2 separate regions of the Homo sapiens genome follow, and region 2 is linked to region 1. A link is a loop called in an ENCODE intact Hi-C map of the cell type or tissue named here. Cell type or tissue: chondrocyte. All regions are shown on one strand. Each heading gives the region's core, and the rest is flanking DNA. Links, peaks and the distances in the headings are about the cores only. Region 1 holds the start of NWD1 (NACHT and WD repeat domain containing 1). Region 2 overlaps CPAMD8 (C3 and PZP like alpha-2-macroglobulin domain containing 8).

What was found. A loop is a pair of places that touch in the nucleus more often than their neighbours do. Peaks named below come from ENCODE experiments on the same cell type or tissue, not always from the same donor. Only the 100,000 strongest peaks of a DNase experiment are listed, where the experiment ranks them.
Region 2: it touches region 1 in a loop (5-fold over the local background); 12 of 110 quality-filtered maps call a loop at or near these places.

Annotation. Positions count from the first base shown.
Region 1 is chr19:16,710,978-16,720,840 of GRCh38, forward strand. NWD1 (NACHT and WD repeat domain containing 1) reads left to right here and starts at 8,870. Exons shown (of 19, transcript NM_001007525.5): 1 at 8,870-9,316. In chondrocyte, for the core only: CTCF peaks have their summits at 3,916 (motif pointing right) and 4,147; no DNase peak of the experiment used is centred there.
Region 2 is chr19:16,891,577-16,901,439 of GRCh38, forward strand. It overlaps CPAMD8 (C3 and PZP like alpha-2-macroglobulin domain containing 8), which reads right to left. Exons shown (of 42, transcript NM_015692.5): 36 at 9,634-9,721; 37 at 7,899-7,973; 38 at 6,313-6,418; 39 at 6,115-6,225; 40 at 4,880-5,089; 41 at 4,600-4,750; 42 at 1,375-1,763. The coding sequence ends at 1,532. F2RL3 (F2R like thrombin or trypsin receptor 3) reads left to right here. Exons shown (of 2, transcript NM_003950.4): 2 at 1-1,030. Among named protein-coding and RNA genes, the nearest start is that of F2RL3, 7.5 kb to the left of the region's middle. RefSeq lists enhancers at 1,849-1,988, 2,639-2,738, 2,839-2,888 and silencers at 5,270-5,349, 5,400-5,619, 5,690-6,209. In chondrocyte, for the core only: no CTCF peak of the experiment used is centred there; DNase peaks (open chromatin) are centred at 4,961 and 5,843.

The DNA of each region.
Region 1 (9,863 bases), core at 2,499-4,998:
AATTAGGTGTTATTCTCTTTTCTTTCTTTCTTTCTTTCTTTCTTTTTTCTTTCTTTCCTTCTTTCTTCCTTTCTTTTTCTTTCTTTCTTTCTTTTTTCTTTCTTTCTTTCCTTCTTTCTTTCTTTCTTTTTCTTTCTTTCTCTCTCTCTTTCTTTCTCTATTTTTCTTTTTCCTTCCTTCCTTCTCTTTCTCCCTTTCCCTCCCCTCCCCTCCCTTCCCCTCCCCTTCTCTTCCCTTCCTTTCCTTTTTTTGAGACAGAGTCTTGTTCTGTTGCCCAGGCTGGAGTGCAGTGGCGTGATCTTGGCTCACTGCAACCTCTGCCTCCAGGTTTCAAGTGATTCTCCTGCCTCAGCCTCCCAAGTATCTGTGATTACAGGCAAATCTTGGCTCACTGCAACCTCTGCCTCACAGATTCAAGCAATTCCCCTGTCTCAGCCTCCTGAGTAGCTGGGACTACAGGTGTGCACCACCACGCCCAGCTAAGTTTTGTATTTTTAGTAGAGACAGGGTTTCACCATGTTGGCCAGGATGGTCTCAATCTCTCGACCTCGTGATCCGCCTACCTTGGCCTACCAAAGTGCTGGGATTACAGGCGTGAGCCACTGCACCCGGCTAGTTTTTTGTATTTTTAGTAGAGACAGGGTTTCATCATGTTGGCCAGGCTGGTCTCGAACTCCTGACCTCAGGTGATCTGCCTGCTGCAGCCTCTCAAAGTGCTGGGATTACAGACGTGAGCCACCGCGCCCAGCTGATACTTAGTTTCTTACATGGTTGAATCTCAGAGTATTTGGCTGACTTGAGGCCTCTTAGCTTGGGCATCATTGGCTGCTAGAAAATCCAAGGACCGGAATTAGAGGTTCCGTGCATCCTGTAAGAGTGTAGGCAAAATTGTGTGCACGTGTTATTTGGTAGGAGGAGGTCCAAAGCTTTTATTGAGGGTCTCATGTAGTCTGTGATCCCAAGAAGAATATGGCTCACTGTGCAAAAGTGAGACCTCCTGTTGTATTTGTTCCCAATGTTTTCTTTCTTTCTTTTTTCTTTTCTTTTTTTTTTTTTTGAGACAGAGTCTTGCACTGTCGCCCAGGCAGGTGTGCAGTGGCACGATCTCGGCTCGCTGCAACCTCCACCTCCCAGGTTCAAGCAATTCTCCTGTCTCAGCCTCCTGAGTAGCTAGGATTATAGGCGCCCGCCACTGCGCCCAGCTAATTTTTTGTATTTTTAGTAGAGACGGGGTTTCACTATGTTGGCCAGGCTGGTCTTGAACTCCTGACCTCATGATCCACTCGCCTCAGCCTCCCAAAGTGCTGGGATTACAAGCGTGAGCCACCACACCCGGCCTGTACCTGATATTTTCTGATGACAATCTTCTTCCACTGGAGCATTGGATCTTCAATACTGAGGCACATCTTCTCCCTATACAACATACAGATAAAAAGGAAGTTGAAATCAGAGAGAAATAAAAAGACATTTTATATTTTATTCCGCTTCATTTTCATTTCCTTTTTTTTTTTTTTTTTTTAAGCTGGAGTCTCGGTCTGTCACCCAGGCTGGAGTGCAGTGGTGTGATCTCGACTCACTGAAACCTCTGCCTCCCAGGCTCAAGCGATTCTCGTGCCTCAGCCTCCTGAGTAGCTGAGATTACAGGTGCATGCCAATACACCCGGCTAATTTTTGTAGTTTTAGTAGAGACAGGGTTTCACCGTGTTGGTCAGGCTGTTCTCGAACTCCTGACCTCAGGTGATCCACCCACCTCTGCCTCCCAAAGTGCTGGGATTTCAGGCATGAGCCACCGCGCCCAGCCCTGCTCCATTCCCTTCACTGCATACCTTAATAATTCCTTTTCGGTAATCAGGCACATTTTGAACTTTTATGAATAGATCTGTGATTATTCTAAGTTCTTAAATTGTTCTGCAGTCTTTTATGTTTATTATCATAGGCATAGATGGACCTATATTCCTTACCATGTCCTTTATTATTCAACCAGTGTATCCTCTGGTTTTTTGCCTATGTTATTAAGTAACCTATTATCTCTGGAGTTCATGAAGTTATAATATCATTTTTATTAAACTGAATAGAATGGTATAGCAATGACCTCTTAATTACAATTTGATTTGACTGCAAAACTTTTTCCTCCTCTATAAGGAGATGATGTCTGCTTTAAGCTGTAATGTTTTGCCATGTTGCAAAAAGCCACAATAATAAATTAAGTATAAAAAAATACCTGTCTTAGGGCTGAGTGTAGTGGCTCGTGCCTATCCTGGCTACTTGAGAGGCTGAGGTAGGAGGATCACTTGAGCCAAGAAGTTCGAGGCTGCAGTGAACTGTAATTGTGCCATTAAACTGCAGCCTGGTGATGGAGGGAGACCTGGTCTCTAAATAAGTAAATTAACAAATAGACCAGACTGAGTGGCTCATGCCCGTAATCCCAGAACTTTGGGAAGCTGAGGTGGGAGGATCCCTTCAGGCCAGGAGTTCCAGACCAGCGTGGACAACATAGTGAGATCCCACCTCCTCAAAAAATTTAAAAATTAGTCAGGTGTGGTGGTGTGCACCTGTAGTGCCAGCTAGTATGGAGGCTGAGGCAGGAGGATCACTTGACCCCAGGAAGCAGTGAGCTGTGTTCACGCTGCTGCAGTCAAGCATGGGTGACAGAAGGAGAGCCTGTGTCAAAAAAATTAAAATAAATAAATAAATCTTGATATTTTATTCATTGTGTAGTTTCTGCATTAATTTTAATTTTTTTTTCTTTGAGACGCAGTCTCGCTCTGTCGCCCAGGCTGGAGTCCAGTGACATGATCTTGGCTCACTGCAAGCTCTGCCTTCCAGGTTCACGTCATTCTCCTGCCTCAGCCTCCTGAGTAGCTGGAACTACAGGTGCCTGCCACCACACCTGGCTAATTTTTTTTTTTTTTTGTATTTTTAGTACAGATGGGGTTTCGCCTTGTTAGCCAGGATGGTCTCAATCTGCTGGCCTCATGATCTCCCCGCCTTGGCCTCCCAAAGTGCTGGGATTACAGGCGTGAGCCACCGTGCCCGGCCCAGTAATTTTAATTTTTTAAAATAATCACTAGGTGCAGTGGCTCACGCCTGTAGTCCCAGCACTTTGGGAGGCCGGGGTAGGAAGATCGCTTAAGGCCAGGAGTTCAAGACCAGCCTGGACAACATATCGAGATCCCCATCTCTACGAAAAAAAAAAATAAAAATAAAAAAAATAAAAAAATTAGCCAGGCAGGTGGCGTGCACCTGCAGTCCTAACTACTCTGGAGGCTGAGGTGGGAAGGTTGCTTGAGCCCAAGAGTTCAAGGTTGCAGTGAACAAGGCTATGCTACTGCACTCCAGCCTGGGTGACAGAGTGAGACCCTGTCTCTAAAAATAGTAATAATTTAAAAAAATGTATTTAAGGCCGAGTGTGGTGGATCATGCCTGTAATCCCAGCACTTTGGGAGGCTGAGGCGGGTGGATCACTTCAAGTCAGGAGTTCGAGACCAGCCTGAGCAACATGGTGAAACCCCGTCTCTACTATAAAAAAAAACAAAAAACAAACAAACAACAACAAAAAAAAACAAAATTAGCCAGGTGTGGTGGCGGGTGCCCATAATACCAGCTACTCGGGAAGCTGACGCAGGAGCATCGCTTGAACCCGGGAGGCGGAGTTTGCAGTGAGCCCAGATTGCGCCATTGCACTCCAGCCTGGGCAACAAGAGCCAAACTCCGTCTCAAAAAAAAAAAAAAAAGTATTTAAATATTATGTATTATTTGGACACAATAAAAAAATTGGAAAAAATATTCTTTATCTTTGTTGCTTTTTTCTCTTTTTACCGCTCTCCCCCAATGTTGCTCCCTGTCCAGCGCCTCTCCGCAGCCTCTCCTCTGACTCTGCCCTGGGTTCAAGCTGCTTCTGGTCATTCGCGTGATGGCCTCGAGGGGGCGCTGCTTCCCCACTCATGCTCAGCCAGGACTCCTTAGTCAGTTTAATTGGGTTTGTTAACATCTTCCAGCTTAGATTCCTCTTCTGCAAAGTGGGTATTATAATGTTAGCCACGCAGGGATGACGAAGGAAGTGCAGTTGACCCTTGAACAACACGAGTTTGAACTGTACGGATGTACTCAGGCGTGGATTTTTTTCCACCCCTGCCACCCCTGAGACAGCAAGACCAAGCCCTCCTTCTGTTCTTCCTCCTTCTCCTTCTCCTTAGCCTGCTCAAGGTGAAGACGACAAGGATGAACACTTTTGTGATGATCCACTTCCACTTCATCCATAGTAAATATGTTTTCTCTTCCTTTGAAGTTTGGACGGGCACAGTGGCTCACTCCTGTAATCCCAGCACTTTAGAGGCCAAGACGGGTGGATCACCTGAGGCCAGGAGTTCAAGACCAGCCTAGCCAACATGGCAAAACCCTGCCTCTACTAAAAATACAAAAATTAGCCAGGCGTGGTGGTGGGCGCCTGTAATCCCAGCTACTCAGAGGCTGAGGCAGGAGAATCGCTTGAACCCAGGAGGCAGAGGTTGCAGTGAGTTGAGGTCATGCCACTGCACTCCAGCCTGGGCAACAGAGTGAGACTCCATCTCAAATAATGAAACAAACAAACAAAAAACAAAACAAAAACAAAACACCAGAATTTTTTTAGTGACATTTGCTTTTCTCTAGCTTACTTATTGCAAGAATACAGTATATAATACATAGAATGTAGAAAATCAGTGTTCATCGACCATTTATGTCATCAATAAGGCTTTTGGTCAATAGTAGGTGTTACATGCAGTCAAAAGTTACATGCAGATTTTTGACTGTAGGGGTGAGCTTGGCACTCCTAACCCCTGTGTTGGTTCTAAGGTTGACTACACAGAAATCCCCTAGCCCTGGGCTCGTGGTTACTCAATGCATAAGGATAATCACGATTTTTTTTTTTTTTTTTAAAACAGGGTCTTGCTCTGTCACCCAGGCTGGAGTGCAGTGGTGCAGTCATAGCTCACTGCAGCCTCAACCTCTTGGGCTCAAGTGATCCTCCCACCTCAGCCTGCCCAGTAGCTGGGACTACAGGCATGCACCACCAAGTCTGGTGAATTTTTATTTTTTGTAGATATGGGATCTCACTATATTGTCCAGGCTGGTCTCGAACTCCTGGGCTCAAGCAATCCACCTGCCTCAGCCTCCCAAAATGCTGGGATTACAGGCGTCAGCCAACATTCCCAGCCACTATTTTTTTTTTTTTTTGAGACAGTCTTGCTCTGTCCCCCAGGCTGGAGTGCAGTGGTGTGATCTCAGCTCACTGCAACTTCCGCCTCCTGGGTTCGAGCAATTCTCCTGCTTCTGCCTCCCAAGTAGCTGGGATTACAGGCATGCACCACCACGCCTGGCTAATTTTTTTTTTTTTTTGTATTTTTAGTAGAGATGGGATTTCACCATGTTGGCCAGGCTGGTCTCAAACTCTGGGCCTCAAGTGATCATCCCGCCTGGGCCTCCCAAAGTGCTGGGAGTGTGCCCGGCCCCAGCCACTATTTTTTAAGAGTACAAAATTGAAGCATATTCTGATAGGGAATTTAAAACACTCACTAAAGTAGGCAGAATAGTATAATGAACCGCAGCCCACCCTAACCACCATCACCCCCTACTCAACCTCGCCAACCCCGCCCCCATCCCATTTGCCTTCCTGTCAGGTATTATTTTGAAGCAAATCTCAGCTATCTTATCATTCCATAAATATTTTGTTATATGTCTCTAAAACATACACACTCTTTTTTTTTTTTTTTTGAGACAGGGTCTCACTCTGTTGCCCAAGCTGGAGCACAGTGGCGTGATCACGACTCATTGCAGCCTCAACTTCCCAGGTTCAAGTGATCCTTCCACCTCAGAGTAGCAGGGACCACTGGCACATGCACCATGTCTAGTTAATTTTTTAATTTTTTGTAAAAATGGAGTCTCAATATGTTGGCCAGTCTGGTCTTGAACTCCTGAGCTTAAGTGATCCTCCTGCCTTGGCCTCCCAAACTGCTGGGATAACAGGCATGAGGCACTGCACCTGGCCCAGACTCTTTAAAAGCCTAACCAGTCTGGGCATGGTGGCTCATGCCTGTAATCCCAGCACTTTGGGAGGCCGAGGCGGGTGCATCACCTGAGGTCAGGAGTTCCAGACCAGCCTGGACAACATGGTGAAACCCCGTCTCTACTAAAAATACAAAATATTAGCCAGGTGTGGTGGCAGGTGCCTCTAATCCCAGCTACTCGGGAGGGTGAGACAGGAGAATTGCTTGAACGTGGGAGGCGGAGGTTGCAGTAAGCCAAGATCATGCCATTGCACTCCAGCCTGGATGACAAGAGCAAAACTGTCTCGAAAACAAAAACAAAAATAAAAACAAAAACCTCACCGCAATACCATTGTCACACTGCAAAAACTTTGCCAATAATTTTTTAATATCTGTAGATTCCAGTTTAGCCAATAACTGTGGAGTTTTGGAATCATATCCGAATTTGGCTGTTAGCTCACTTCCTTGCCAAGGAAACTTGGGAAATTGTTTAACTTCTTTGAAGCCTATTTTCTTTCTTCTTCTTTTTTTTTTTAAACGCAGTCTCACTTTGTCACCCAGGCTGGAGTGCAATGGCGTGATCTCGGCTCACTGCAACCTCCGCCTTCCGGGTTCATGCGATTCTCCTGCCTCAGCCTCTCGAGTAGCTGGGATTACAGGTGCTCACCACCACGCCCAGCTAATTTTTGTATTTTTAGTAGAGACAGGGTTTCATCACGTTGGTCTGGAAGCCTGTTTTCATCATCAATGAACTGGGATAGTAAATTGAAGCCCCCAGATTGCTTGGAGTATTGGAGACAGTATGTTTCCTAAAATTTCAGCCCCTAAAACTTCTTTTCTTTTCTTTTTCTTTTTTTGTTTTAAAGAGACAGGGTTTTGCTCTGTTGCCCAGGCTAGAGTGCAGTGAGGCAATCATATCTCACTGCAGCCTTGACTTTCTGGGCTCAAGTAATCCTCCCACCTCAACCTCCCGAGTAGTTGGGACTACAGGCACACACCACCACGCCCAGCTAATTTTTTGTTATTGTTGTTGTTGTAGAGATGAGGGTCTCACTATGTTGCCCAGGCTGGTCTTGAACTCCTGGCCTTGAGTGATCCTCCCACCTTGGCTTCCCCAGTAGCTGGGACTACAGGAGCATGCCACTGTGCCTGGCAGCACCTGAAACTTCTTTTTTTTTTTTTTTTGTGAGATGGAGTGTAGTGTGGCTCTGTCGTCCAGGCTGGAGTGCAATGGCGTAATCTCTGCTCACTGCAACCTCTGCCTCCCAGGTTTAAGTGATCCTCCTGCCTCAGCCTCCCAAGTAGCTGGGATTACAGGCACCTGCCACCATGCCTGGCTAATTTTTGTTTTTAGTAGAGATGGGGTCTCACCATATTGGCCAAGCTGGTCTCAAATTCCTGACCTCAGGTGATTTGCCCACCTCGGCCTCCCAAAGTGCTGGGATTACAGGCATGAGCCACCGCGCCTGACCAAGTATCTGAAACTTCTATCCCTGAAAATATAGTAACACTATTATTATTACTTTTTCTTTGAGATGGAGGCTTGCTCTGTCGCCCAGGCTGGAGTGCAGTGGCGCAATCTCGGCTCACTGCAAGCTCCACCTCCCAGGTTCATGCCATTCTCCTGCCTCAGCTTCCTGAGTAGCTGGGACTACAGGTGCAAACCACCACGCCCAGCTAATTTTTTGTTTTTTGTTTTTTGTTTTTTATGTAGAGACAGGGTTTCACCATGTTAGCCAGGATGGTCTTGATCTCCTGACCTCGTGATCTGCCTGCCTTGGCCTCCCAAAGTGCTGGGATTACTGGCGTGAGCCACCATGCCTGGGTGACTTGTGAGTTTTTGAGACAAAGTCTCGCTCTGTCACCCAGGCTGGAGTGCAGTGGTGCGATCTCGGCTCACTGCAAGCTCCACCTCCCGGGTTCATGCCATTCTCCTGCCTCAGCTTCCTGAGTAGCTGGGACTACAGGTGCAAACCACCACGCCCAGCTAATTTTTTGTTTTGTTTTGTTTTGTTTTTTTTGTAGAGACGGGGTTTCACCGTGTTAGCCAGGATGGTCTTGATCTCCTGACCTCGTGATCTGCCTGCCTTGGCCTCCCAAAGTGCTGGGATTACTAGCGTGAGCCACCATGCCCGGGTGATTTGTGAGTTTTTGAGACAAAGTCTTGCTCTGTCGCCCAGGCTGCAGTGCAGTGGCAGGATCTCGGCTCATTGCAACCTCCAACTCCCAGGTTCAAACAATTCTTGTGCCTCAGCCTCCCAAGTAGCTGGGATTACAGGCATGCGTCACCACGCCCAGCTAATTTTTCTATTTTTAGTAGAGATAGGGGTCTCACCATATTGGCCAGTCTGGTCTTGAATGCCTGACCTCAGGTGATCCGCCTGCCTCGGCCTCCCAAAGTGCTGGGATTACAGGCATGAGCCACCGTGCCCGGTCTTGGAGTTTTAATGGTAATTAATCATGGCTAACATCTCACGGGCCCTTCCTGTGATGTAGGTGTAGTGTTAGTCTCACTCTCTATATAAATGCTTTTCATTGTCTCACCAACACAGGAAGTTAGTGAGAAAATTCAAGTGCAGAGTAGTGAAGCGTCACAGGCAAGGGACTTCACCTTTCTGCATCTTGTTTTCTTCATCTGTGAAACAGGATCATAATGTCTGTCTCTTGGGGTAATAATGTGGACTGCTAATGCCAAATGCCAACCAACTGCACCTCCTAGACTGTCAGCAAATGGCATCTTTTACGAGGAGCCGTATCAGCCTGGCACACAATAGTTAACCACTAAGTCTGGGCTGAATGCCCGGCTAAGCTGGTGCCCTAGTGCAAACAATCGCTTTCATTATCCCAGTTGCTGGGAGAATTGGGCAAGGAGAGACCCATAAAATACCTAAGACGAAAGTTACTAGGATAGCCAGGGGCTTGTCTTCCGGGTGGCGCCGAGGCCAGGAAACTGTCCTCTCTAACCTATTTCCCCAGAGGAGTCTAAATTGGTCGTTCAACTACCAGCAAAGGCTAAAGAGAGGCTGGAGCCCCCAGGACAGCCAGAACGCTGACACTGCAAAGGGCCTCTGTCCTTACTGGGGAAGCCCAGTCCTGCTCAGCTGTCTTCTTCAGCAACAAACAGAAGTCCAGAAAGAGAAACAGTTGTGGAGGAAGCTGTTGTGATGATAATTTACTGAGCACCTACTATGTGCCAGGCACGCCAGCCTTACCAGACAAGATCCTTGGGCTCATGGAATTCACTTTCTCGTGGGACAGACAAACAATAACATGTAGAAACATATCAGCTGTTGGTGAGTACCATGCAGAAAATTAAAATAAGGCGATGGCATTGGGAGTGACTTAAGGGGTCACTACGCAATGGGATGGTCAGAGACAGCCTCTCAGGAGGAGGTAGCATTGAAGCTAAAATGTGAACAACATGAACAGATGCAGCATAGAGCACTAAAGTACAGGACGTGCAAAGGCCCTGAGGTTGAAATAAGCTAAATGCATTAGACTAGGGGGTTCTCGAGTAAGGGGAATTCTGCCCCCTAGGGGACATTGCAATGTCTAGGGAGACTTTTTTTTTTTTGAGACGGAGTCTCGCTCTGTCACTAGGCTGGAGTGCAGTGGCGTGATCTCAGTTACTGCAAGCTCTGCCTCCCAGGTTCACACCATTCTCCTGCCTCAGCCTCCTGAGTAGCTGGGACTACAGGTGTCCGCCACATGCCCGGCTAATTTTTTGTATTTTTAGTAGAGACGGGGTTTCACCGTGTTAGCCAGGATGGTCTCGATCTCCTGACCTCATGATCTGCCCTCCTCGGCTTCCCAAAGTGCTGGGATTACAGGCGTGAGCCA
Region 2 (9,863 bases), core at 4,800-7,299, 180 kb after region 1:
TCTACCAAAAATACAAAAATTAGCCAGGCGTGGTGGTGGGCACCTGTACTGGGGAGGTGCCCACCCAGCTACTGGGGAGGCTGAGTCAGGAGAATCGCTTGAACCTGGGAGGCGGAGGTTGCGGTCAGCTGAGATGGTGCCACTGCACTCCAGCCTGGGCGAAAGAGCGACTCTGTCTCCAAAAAAAAGAGAAGAGGAGAGGACACAGAGACACACAGAGAAGAAAGCCATGTGGCGGCAGAGGCAGAGATGGGAGTGATGCGGACGGACACAAACTAAGGGATGCCACGATGCCAAGCACAGCCAACAGCCACCAGCAGCCAGGAGACAGGCCTGGGACGGGCTCTCCCTCACAGCCTCCAGAGGGAACCAGCCCTGCCACCACCTTGACCCTGGACTTCTGGCCTGCAGAACTGTGAGACAATAAACTCTCATTGTTTTAAGCTGCCTGGCATGTGGCACTTTGTCAGGGCAGCCCAGGAATCTGAAACAGGATCAAACTCTGCTTCCTGGGCCCTGCCAGCATCTCTGGCTCGGCTTTCTGGGCTGGATGCAGCCCACGACGCACTGGTGTCTGAGATGGGGCTGGAGCTGGGGCTGGGGCTGCATTCCCTGGAGACTCACTGCAAGTTCCTGCCCAGGAGGCTGAGGGCACCCCATCCTCAGTGCCCAATGCTGTGGCCCCACCAGGCCCAGAGCCTGGTTGGCCATTCTCATGCCCACCAGCTTCTGGCTTTGGGATGTCTCTTGAGCAACCAGAATAGCACCCCCAACTCTGCTCCCCAAAACCCATCACTAGCACGGCTCAGCCTCCTGCTATCCCCTGACTGCTGGGGACCCTCGCCTTCCCTCCTCTCACCTGCAGGCTGATCCTTCTTTTCACTTTCTGTCAATGTCACCAGGGATAAGGTGGGACAATGGGGGGTGGGGGTGGACAGTGTGTGCTGGGGGGTTCGGGTGCTGCAGACCTGGAACTCCCTTCTGCCAGGATGTTGGCAGCCGGTTGTAAGCCTTGCACGGGACAGACCACAAGGGGCCATGCCAGTGGCTGTGGAGGACACAGCTGGTGTGTGGGGAAGGGGAGAAGCCTCAGCACCTGGTGCACAAACACACACACAGACACAGACACACACACACACAGAGACACCGCTGCTCACTCCAGGGAGTGGCACAGGGCAGTTTCAAAGACCACTGGGGCATGAACTATGGGGGCAAGGCAGAGGGTTGGAGGGCCACTGTTGGGCTCCTCATTGGGTCTATGTCTCTGATCAGCCCAACTTTGGGCAGCCCTGGGCTGGGGGTGTCAGGTGCCCGGGACACACACATGCACACACACACACATGCACACACAAAGTTCATGTGCACCCCAGAACATGTGAGTAAGATCAGTAACGTGTATTCTTGTCAATATCCTGGAGTGATCATTTACCAGAGTTTTCTGAGATGTTAACCACAGGCACAAGCTGGGTGTGTGGGTATGAATGGTCCCCAGGACCAAACTGCGGTCCCACAACTGCATGTGGTTGTAGGATTATCTCAAGGTGCAGGTGTTTGACATCCATAAACCCTCCTCCCCACCACTCTGAAAGGCTGGGCTGTAGACGAAGACAGGGCTCAGAAGCCCTGGCCTGTGGGCCCCCACCACCCGGCCACTATGTCTCTGAGGGGCCGGAGTCTGGCCCCATCTGTGGAACGGGCTGGCGCTCTGGGTGCTGCTTTCCAGGTTCCCGCTGCTCACAGGAGGCCGAGGCCCGGCTGTGACCCTGGAGATGAGGTTTTATCTTACAACATCCTCTACAGCAAGTGGGCACGGGGCCTCGGGCTGAGGAAGGAGCCACAGGGCCTGTCGCTTGTAGGGTGCCAGGGGTGGGGAACCCACCGGCCAGGGCAGCCTCAGACCTTGATCTCACAGGCAGCGAGGGGCCTCCGTGCTGGCAGAGATCAGGGCTGAGCGGTGTTGGCTGAAATAAATACCACCCCGGAGAAGATGGGCAAATGCAGACATAAGCAGGTGCCAGGGGTCACAAAGGGGAATCAAAGTCTGCTGGTACTGGTGGCAGGCAGCTGGTAGGGCCCCCCAAGGCAGGCAGGTTCTGGGCCTGGGGGCCCTGGGAGTGGGCTGGTCCTCTGGGCACGAGGACATCAGGAACTCACGGTGAGGAAGCACCGGGGTCACCCAGCCCCGGCAGCCGGAAGCTGAAAGTGCATTTGCTGAGAGCCATCTGCTTCCCCGCAGGGCCTTGTGATGTGAGCCCGAGGTCCCCGGGGGGCGAAGGCAGAGGGTGCGAGAGCTGGGACAGTCTTAGGGCAATTTGGGGTCCTGGGTGCCCCAAAGGGAGGCCGGGGCTTTGTGTTTCAGAGAAACGCAGCCTGTTCCGTTTTGAAGTTGCCCACCGGCTGGATGTTTTGCTAATTTAGTCCACATCGTGTTTGCTCAGAAAGAGGCTTTTGGCCACACGAGTGCTTTCTGGGAATGTTTCTTCTCCCGGGAACAGAATGTCAGGCTGTGGGAGCTGCCGTGGCCCCAGGAAAATGATGCCCAGCTCCAAGGCTGGGGGGTTGGGGTGCTTGGAGCTCCAGCTGTAGCTAGGAAGGTGGGGGATCTCCCAAGGGACCTCCAGCTGTCCCCCCTGCACCACACCGGTGACTGCTGAGCCCACACCTGGGTCCCAAGAGTCTCATCCTAGGGACGGGCAGATCTCTGTCATTCTGTTCCTTGGGTTCATTTAGAGGCAGGTGTCACCTGGGCTGAGGTCTGCCCACCCACCATACAGAGTCACAGGCTGATAGGGACAGGATGCAGCCAGATGGTGTCGTCCTGCTCTCAGCAGGGCAGCCGTTAGGAAGAGAAGCCGCTCTGACTGGCCAGGAGAGGAGAAAGATTCCTATGGGGCCGCCAGGACTTCGGGATGGGACCCCACACCCCTTTCCTGAACCCAACTCCACGGGGCTCAGGCCAGCTGCCACCTCCTCATTTAGATGGCAGAACCCCAACTGGATGGGGGACACATGGCCCAGGCCTGGCACTGTACAACTCTGCCTCCTTTCCCCTTCCAGTGGACCACAGTGATGGGCTCTGGGTGTCCATGTGCGGTAAGAGGGGAGTAGCTTGTGTCAGACCACCAACCAAATCGAAAAGCTACCCATAGCACACTACCCAGCAATACAAAAGAACAAACTCCAGGCCGGGCACAGTGGCTCACGCCTGTAATCCCAAAGCTTTGGGAGACTGAGATGGGAGGATCACTTGAGCCCAGGAATTTGAGGCTGCAGTGCACAATGATCATGTCTATGAACAGCCATGGCACTCCAGCTTGGGCAACATACAGAGACCCCATCTCTACAACACACACACACACACACACACACACACACACACACACACTAGCTGGGCGTGGTGGTAGTGTGTGCCTGTGGTCCCAGCTACTCAGGAGGCTGAGGCAAGAGGATCACTTGAGCTCAGGAGGTCAAGGCTGCAGTGAGCCATGACCACGCCACTACACTCCAGCCTGGGCAACACAGTGAGACCTCGTTTGAAAAATAAAAGAATAGGCCTGGCATGGTGGCTCATGCCTGCAATACCAGCGCTTTGGGAGGCCAACGCGGGTGGATCACCTGAGGTCAAGAGTTCAAGACCAGCCTGGCCAACATGGTGAAACCCCACCTCTACTAAAAATACAAAAAAAATTAGCCGGGCATGGTGGCGGGCCCCTGTAATCCCAGCTTCTGGGGAGGCTGAGACAGGAGAATCGCTTGAACCCAGGAGGCGGAGATTGCAGTGAGCCCAGATTAAAAAAAGAATAAACTATGGATACACGAAACAACACAGGTGAATGCAAGGGAATCATGCTCCAAAGATTATCCGCTCTGATTCCATTTACCTGGCATTCTCAAAATAACAAAATTACAGACGGGTAGGGGGAAAATGGCTTAGTGGTTGCAGGTGTTGAGGGGAGAGATGAAGTTATGGAAGAGCAGCTGGAAGGATCCTGTGCAGATGGGCTGTTTGTTGACTATGGTTGAGATTACACAAATCTGCCCATGAGGAAACCGCACACTGTTAACTACAGGCAAAACTTCCCTAGTCCAAAAATCCTAAATCTGAAATGTTCCAAAATCCAAGTCTTTTTGAGCAGCGACTTGACGTGCTCAAAGGCAATGCTCATTGGGGCATTTCAGATTTTTAGATTAGGGATGCTGAACCTTAGCTAACTATATAATGCAAGCATTCTGAAATGTGAAAAAATCTGAAATCCGAAACACTGCTGGTCCCCCCAGCATTTCGGATAAGGGATCCTTGACCCGTATGCGCGCGCGCGCGCGCACGCACACACACACACACACACACACACGCGCGCGTGCGCCCGCGCACAGCTGTTCGCTGGTGGGTGTTGCGTGGGCCAGGGTGGAGGGAGGATGAATGTCCCACTTTGTCCCCAGGAACTCTGAGCCTCTGACCCTGAGTCACTCCCACTGCCAGTGGGGGGTCGGGGCGGGGCGGAGGAGTCGGGGCAGGTCGTCGGGGGAGGTTGGTAGGGGAGGGAGGTGGGGAGATATTGAGCCTATGTCTCTTATCTCTGGGGTGGGCCCAGCTGTTACCTGTCCTCCGCCTCCCCTTCAGGCTCAGGGTCTGAGTCCTCCACCTCAAGGCCGGCTCCATTCAGCTTCACGTCCTGCTGTAAAGGCCCCGGGGCCACAGAAGCCAGGTCATCCCCGTAGGTGGAGGACGACGAGGCCGGCAGCCGCTGCTCTGGAAGGAAGGGGGCCTCGGTCGGGAGGGCGTGGCGGGGAGGGGACCCAAGGGCCGAGGGGAGGAGATCCGTGGCCCAGAGCAGCAGCGATGGTGTCCCCGAGGCTAGGCGGGGGGTAGGGTCCTCACCGAGGGCGCAGCAGCTGGGAGGCGCGGGCTCCAGGGGCGCGGCCTGGCGGCAGGCGGCCTCCCGCAGGCGGCAGGCGCTGGCGTAGACCACCCCGTCGGAGCCGCACACCGGGTTCCCCTGGGCGCCGCAGTCGTGGTCGCAGCCGCATCGCGCGATCGCCGCCCCCTCCTCAGGGGCCACGGCAGGGCCCGACTCGCCGGGGAACCAGCCTGGGGGACGAGGCAGGCTCGACAGACCCCCCACCCTGAACCTTGCCCGCGCCCCCACAGAACCTGGGGGTGGGGAAGATGTCCCTGGGTCCCGGGCCCACTACCCCCTCGGTGGGTCTTGGGGCGCGACAGTTAATGGGAGGTCCTGAGCCCTGGCCTTATGGAATTTCACGCAGGTATTTGCCTAATACTTACAAAAACAGAAACAGACTTTTAAAAAGCGGTTGTAGGAGAGAAAGGAGACAGGGCGTCCTGTCTGGGCCGCCCTGCAACAACAGCCCCGTCCCCTGCCGCGCCTCCTCCGCACTGACCACACCCACCCCAACCCCACCCCCACCGCACTGACCGCTCCTATCCTCAACCCCGCCCCCTCCGCGGTGACCACACCTACCCTCAACCCCGCCCCCTCCGTCCTGACCACTCTTAACCCCGCCCCCTCCGCACTGACCACACCCACCACAAATCCCGCCCCTCAGCGCTGACCGCACCCACCCTCGACCCCGCCCCCCGCACTGACCACACCCACCGCAACCTCATCCCCTCAGCACTAACCACATCCACTCTCAACCCCGTCCCCTTCGCACTGACCACACCCACCCCGTTCGGCCCCGCCCCCCGCACTGAACACACCCGCCCTCAACCCCGCACCCTCCGCACTCACCTCCCCCTCGCCGCTCGACCCCGCCCTCACCACACTGACCACCCTCAACCCATTGCGCCCAGTCCCCACCACAGTGACCACACCCTCACTGGCTCGGCCCTGCCCCCAGTATACTGACCATTCCCCAGCCACTTCCCTTCCGCACTTACCACTCCCCCAGCCACGCCCCTCCCCGCTGACCGCTCCTCCAGCCCCGCCTCCCCCGTACAGGCAGAGCGCCCGCCCACCTCTATGCTGCGTTCTCCTGACTTTACGTTGGCCCCTCCTCTGCCAAGCCCCCAGGGGAGCCCTCCCTGGCGTCCGAGGGTGGGAGTCGGGGTGTGGCAGGCCGCGGTGGGGGGCGGCAGTGGCTCCGCGCACTCACCCGGGCCCCGGGCAGGGGCGCGCTCCACTTCGTTGCACGCGGGTCCGGCGCACAGTTCCCGGGCGAGTGGGCTGTGGGTGCTGACGTTGTAGAAGCGAGTGGCCTCGAAGGCTACGGGACGAGGGTGGCGGGTGACCAAGTGCAGGCGCGACGGGTCAGGGACCGGGCCGGGCCGGGGGTGCGGGCGCGCGGGCCTACCGGGTTCGTAGTAGTCGTACACGGAGACTGGCAGCGCCGACGTCCTGCCCACCACGCACTCCCGGAGAGCACGGAACCGCACGCACGTCAGGCACCGGCTGGGGATCTGTGGGGCAGCGGCGGGCGCAGGCTCGACCCGGGCCAGGAGGCCCGGGGCGCTGAGCTCAGGCCCAGAACTGGCTGATTTCAGGGATACCCAGGACGCGTGAAACACAGAAGAAACGTGATCCCATTTTCTTTTTTTCTTTTACTTTTCTTTTTTTTTTTTTTTCCTGAGACAGAGTCTCGCGCTGTTGCCCAGGCTGGAGTGCAGTGGCGTGATCTCGGCTCACTGCAAGCTCGGCCTCCTGGGTTCAAATGATTCTCCTGCCTCAGCCTCCCAAGTAGCTGGGATAACAGGCGCCCACCACCGCACCCTGCTAATTTTTTGTATTTTTGATCAAGACGGAGTTTCACCATGTTGGCCAGGCTGGTCTCCAACTCCTGCCCTCAAGTGATCCGCCTCGGTCCCATTTTTTATTCTTTGGGTCCTTCCATCCCACTGGGAAAACGTCTCAGGTGGCCTCTGAAACACCACTCCTTTTTGTGTGTGTGCACGCATGGCTGAGCATGTGTGGGTGGGAGTCAGCACATTCACGATACTGTGCAATCATCACCTCTGTCTAGTTACAGAACGGTTTCTTTCTCCCCCAAAGAAACCCCATCGCCATCAGCACTCACTCCCCACTCCCCCAGCCCCTGGCAACCACAAATCTTTCCAACTCTACGGATTTGCCTGTTCTGGGCATTTCATGTCAATGGAATCATGTACTCTGTGGCCTTTTGTGTCTGGCTTCTTTCACTCAGCATCATGTTTCTGAGGTTCATCCATGCTGTAGCATGGATCAATGCTTCGCTCCTTCCTACAGATGGATAATATCCACTGCGGCCCCTCCCTGCTTTTTCTACCAACTGCCATCAGCCGAGGGCACAGAGCTGTCAGCATGGCCAACTCTGCCTGGAATTTATTCTCCCAGTGTCTTATTTTTTTTTGTTTTTTTTTAGACAAGGTCTTGCAGGTCTTGCTCTGTCACCCAAGCTGGAGTGCAGTGGCACAATCTCAGGTCACCACAACCTCCGCCTCCCAGGTTCAAACGACTCTCCTGCCTCAGCCTCCCAAATAGCTGGGATTACAGTAGCGTGCCATCACACCTGGCTAATTTTTGTGTTTTTTGTAGAGACAGGGTTCTGTCATGTTGGCCAGGCTGGTCTTGAACTCCTGATCTCAGGTGATCCACCTGCCTCAGTCTCCCAAAGTGATGGGATTGCAGGCGTAAGCCAAAGGGCCTGGGCACTTTTTTATATTTTTTGTAAAGATGGGGTCTCGCCATGTTGCCCAGGCTGGTCTCGAACCCCTGAGCTCAAGTGATCCTCCCACCTCGGCTTCCCAAAGTGCTGGGATTACAGGCATGAGCCACCATGCCCGGCCCCAGTGTCTTTTTTATGGTACAAGATACTTGCAGGGAGCCACACCAGGCAGTGACCGGTGCACCCTCACCAACATGCACACCAGGGAAGCCTCCTCCACCAACCCCGGCTGGTGGTACCTCATCAAAGTAGAAGAGCACTCGGCGTCCAGCCACTTCATACCTCTTCATCCCCATGTGCTTGTCAAGGAGCAGCTGCAGAGGAAGCCAGAAGTCAGGGTCCTCAGACTCTCTACTTGCTTCCTCTCCCATCCCCTGGGGGCAGTGGTCAGTGGGATGCTTGGACTTGCCCACAAGTTACCATGGGCTGGGGTCTGGGTGCTGGTCAGTGCTCCCCAGGCCCTGCCAGCCTCTCAGCACCCAGGAGAGGACGCTCAAGGATGGCTATCCCCGCTGGGAGCACCTGCCTCGCCTCCCTATACACTCCCTCAACCCAGCCCCAAGCCCAGGTCAGGCTTCTCCGTGGCCAAAGAGGTGCCCGGCTGAGCCCTGCCGCCTGCTGGTGTCTCAGCTGCACTGTTCAAGTTCCCCTCCCAGCCTGGGATTTTTTTTTTTTTTTCAGTTTTTGATTTAAAAAAATCCACACCCACTCCAAGGCCTCTGAATTGACCACATCCTCATCCCCTGGTGCTCCGTGCAGCCTCCTTGGAGGGGAGGTGACAATAGGCCCAGCTTTCCTGTTCCACCCTCCCCACACTGCAGACCTCCTTTGGTCCCTGAAACCCTCGCTTCTTGGTCCTCTTTCTCCCCCAGCCAGAGCCGGGCAGCAATCCCCACCCCCATGTCCCTCTTCCTTCCTGTACAAAATGGGGACATGGCACTGGTCTGTCTTAGGGTTGTGAGGGTGACAGCTGGTCTCGGCAGAATGTGGATTGAGAATACCCCATGGCTCCCCACCCAGGGCCAAAGCACATGGAACTTTGCTGAAGTTCTAGGTGGCATTTATAATAGTGTGACAGTGGGCCCGGTGCTGTGGCTCACATCTGTAATCCCAGCACTTTGGAAGGCTGAGGTGGGCTGATCACCCGAGGTCAGGAGTTTGAGACCAGCCTGACCAACATGGAGAAACTCCATCTCTACTCAATACAAAAAAATTAGCTGGGCGTGGTGGTGCATGCCTGTAATCCCAGCTACTTAGGAGACTGAGGCAGGAGAATTGCTTGAACCGGGGAGGTGGAGGTTGCAGTGAGCTGAGATTGTGCCATTGCACAGCCTGGGCAACAAGAGCAAAACTCCATCTCAAATAATAATAATAATAATAATAGTGACAGTGGCCGCATGGGAGATCCACCTGTTGGAGCAGCCCCCACCTCACCCCATCTACTCCTCAGTAGACAGATGGGCCATTTTTGCCCAGAAAGGGGAGGAAAAAAGGGGCTGGGCATAGTGGCTCATGTCTGTAACCCCAGCACTTTGTGAGGCTGAGGCGGGAGGATTGCTTGAGCCCAGGAGTTTGAGACCAGCCTGGGCAACATGGCGAAACCCTGTCTCTGCCACAAATACAAAAATTAGCAGGGCATGGTAGTGCATGCTTGTAGTCCCAGCTACTCGGGAGGCTGAGGTGGGAGGATTACTTGAGCCTGGAAGTTCAAGGCTCCACTGGGAATTTGAGCCAAGATCAGATCATTACACTGTAGCCTGGGCAACAGAGCAAGACTATGTCAAAAAAAAGAAAGAGAAACAGGGTAAAAGGGGAGGGGGAGGGGAAGGGGGAGGGGGAGAGGGAGAGGGAAGAAAAGAATACCCATAGCATTTTACAAAGGTCTGGACTGCCAGCCAGCCTGACCCTGGGTGCCTAAGCCCTACCTATTGTTCAGAGATCCCTGCCCACCGCTGCTCACCGGCGCTGCCTCACCTGCTCCAGGCTCTCGATGTCTGCCCGGAAGCCTGACAGCAGGGGCACCTCCAGGACAGCCATATTGGAAGACCCTGCATGCAGCCACCTTCCAACAACAGGGGAGAGAGAGAGGCCCTAGAGCTCAAGCCCAGAGGTGGAATTCAAGGTCCCCTCTCCCCCTGGAGCCCACACAGCTGATGTCCCAGGAAGCCTGCCCTGGGGCCTGGCCGGCAGGCCAACAGCACACA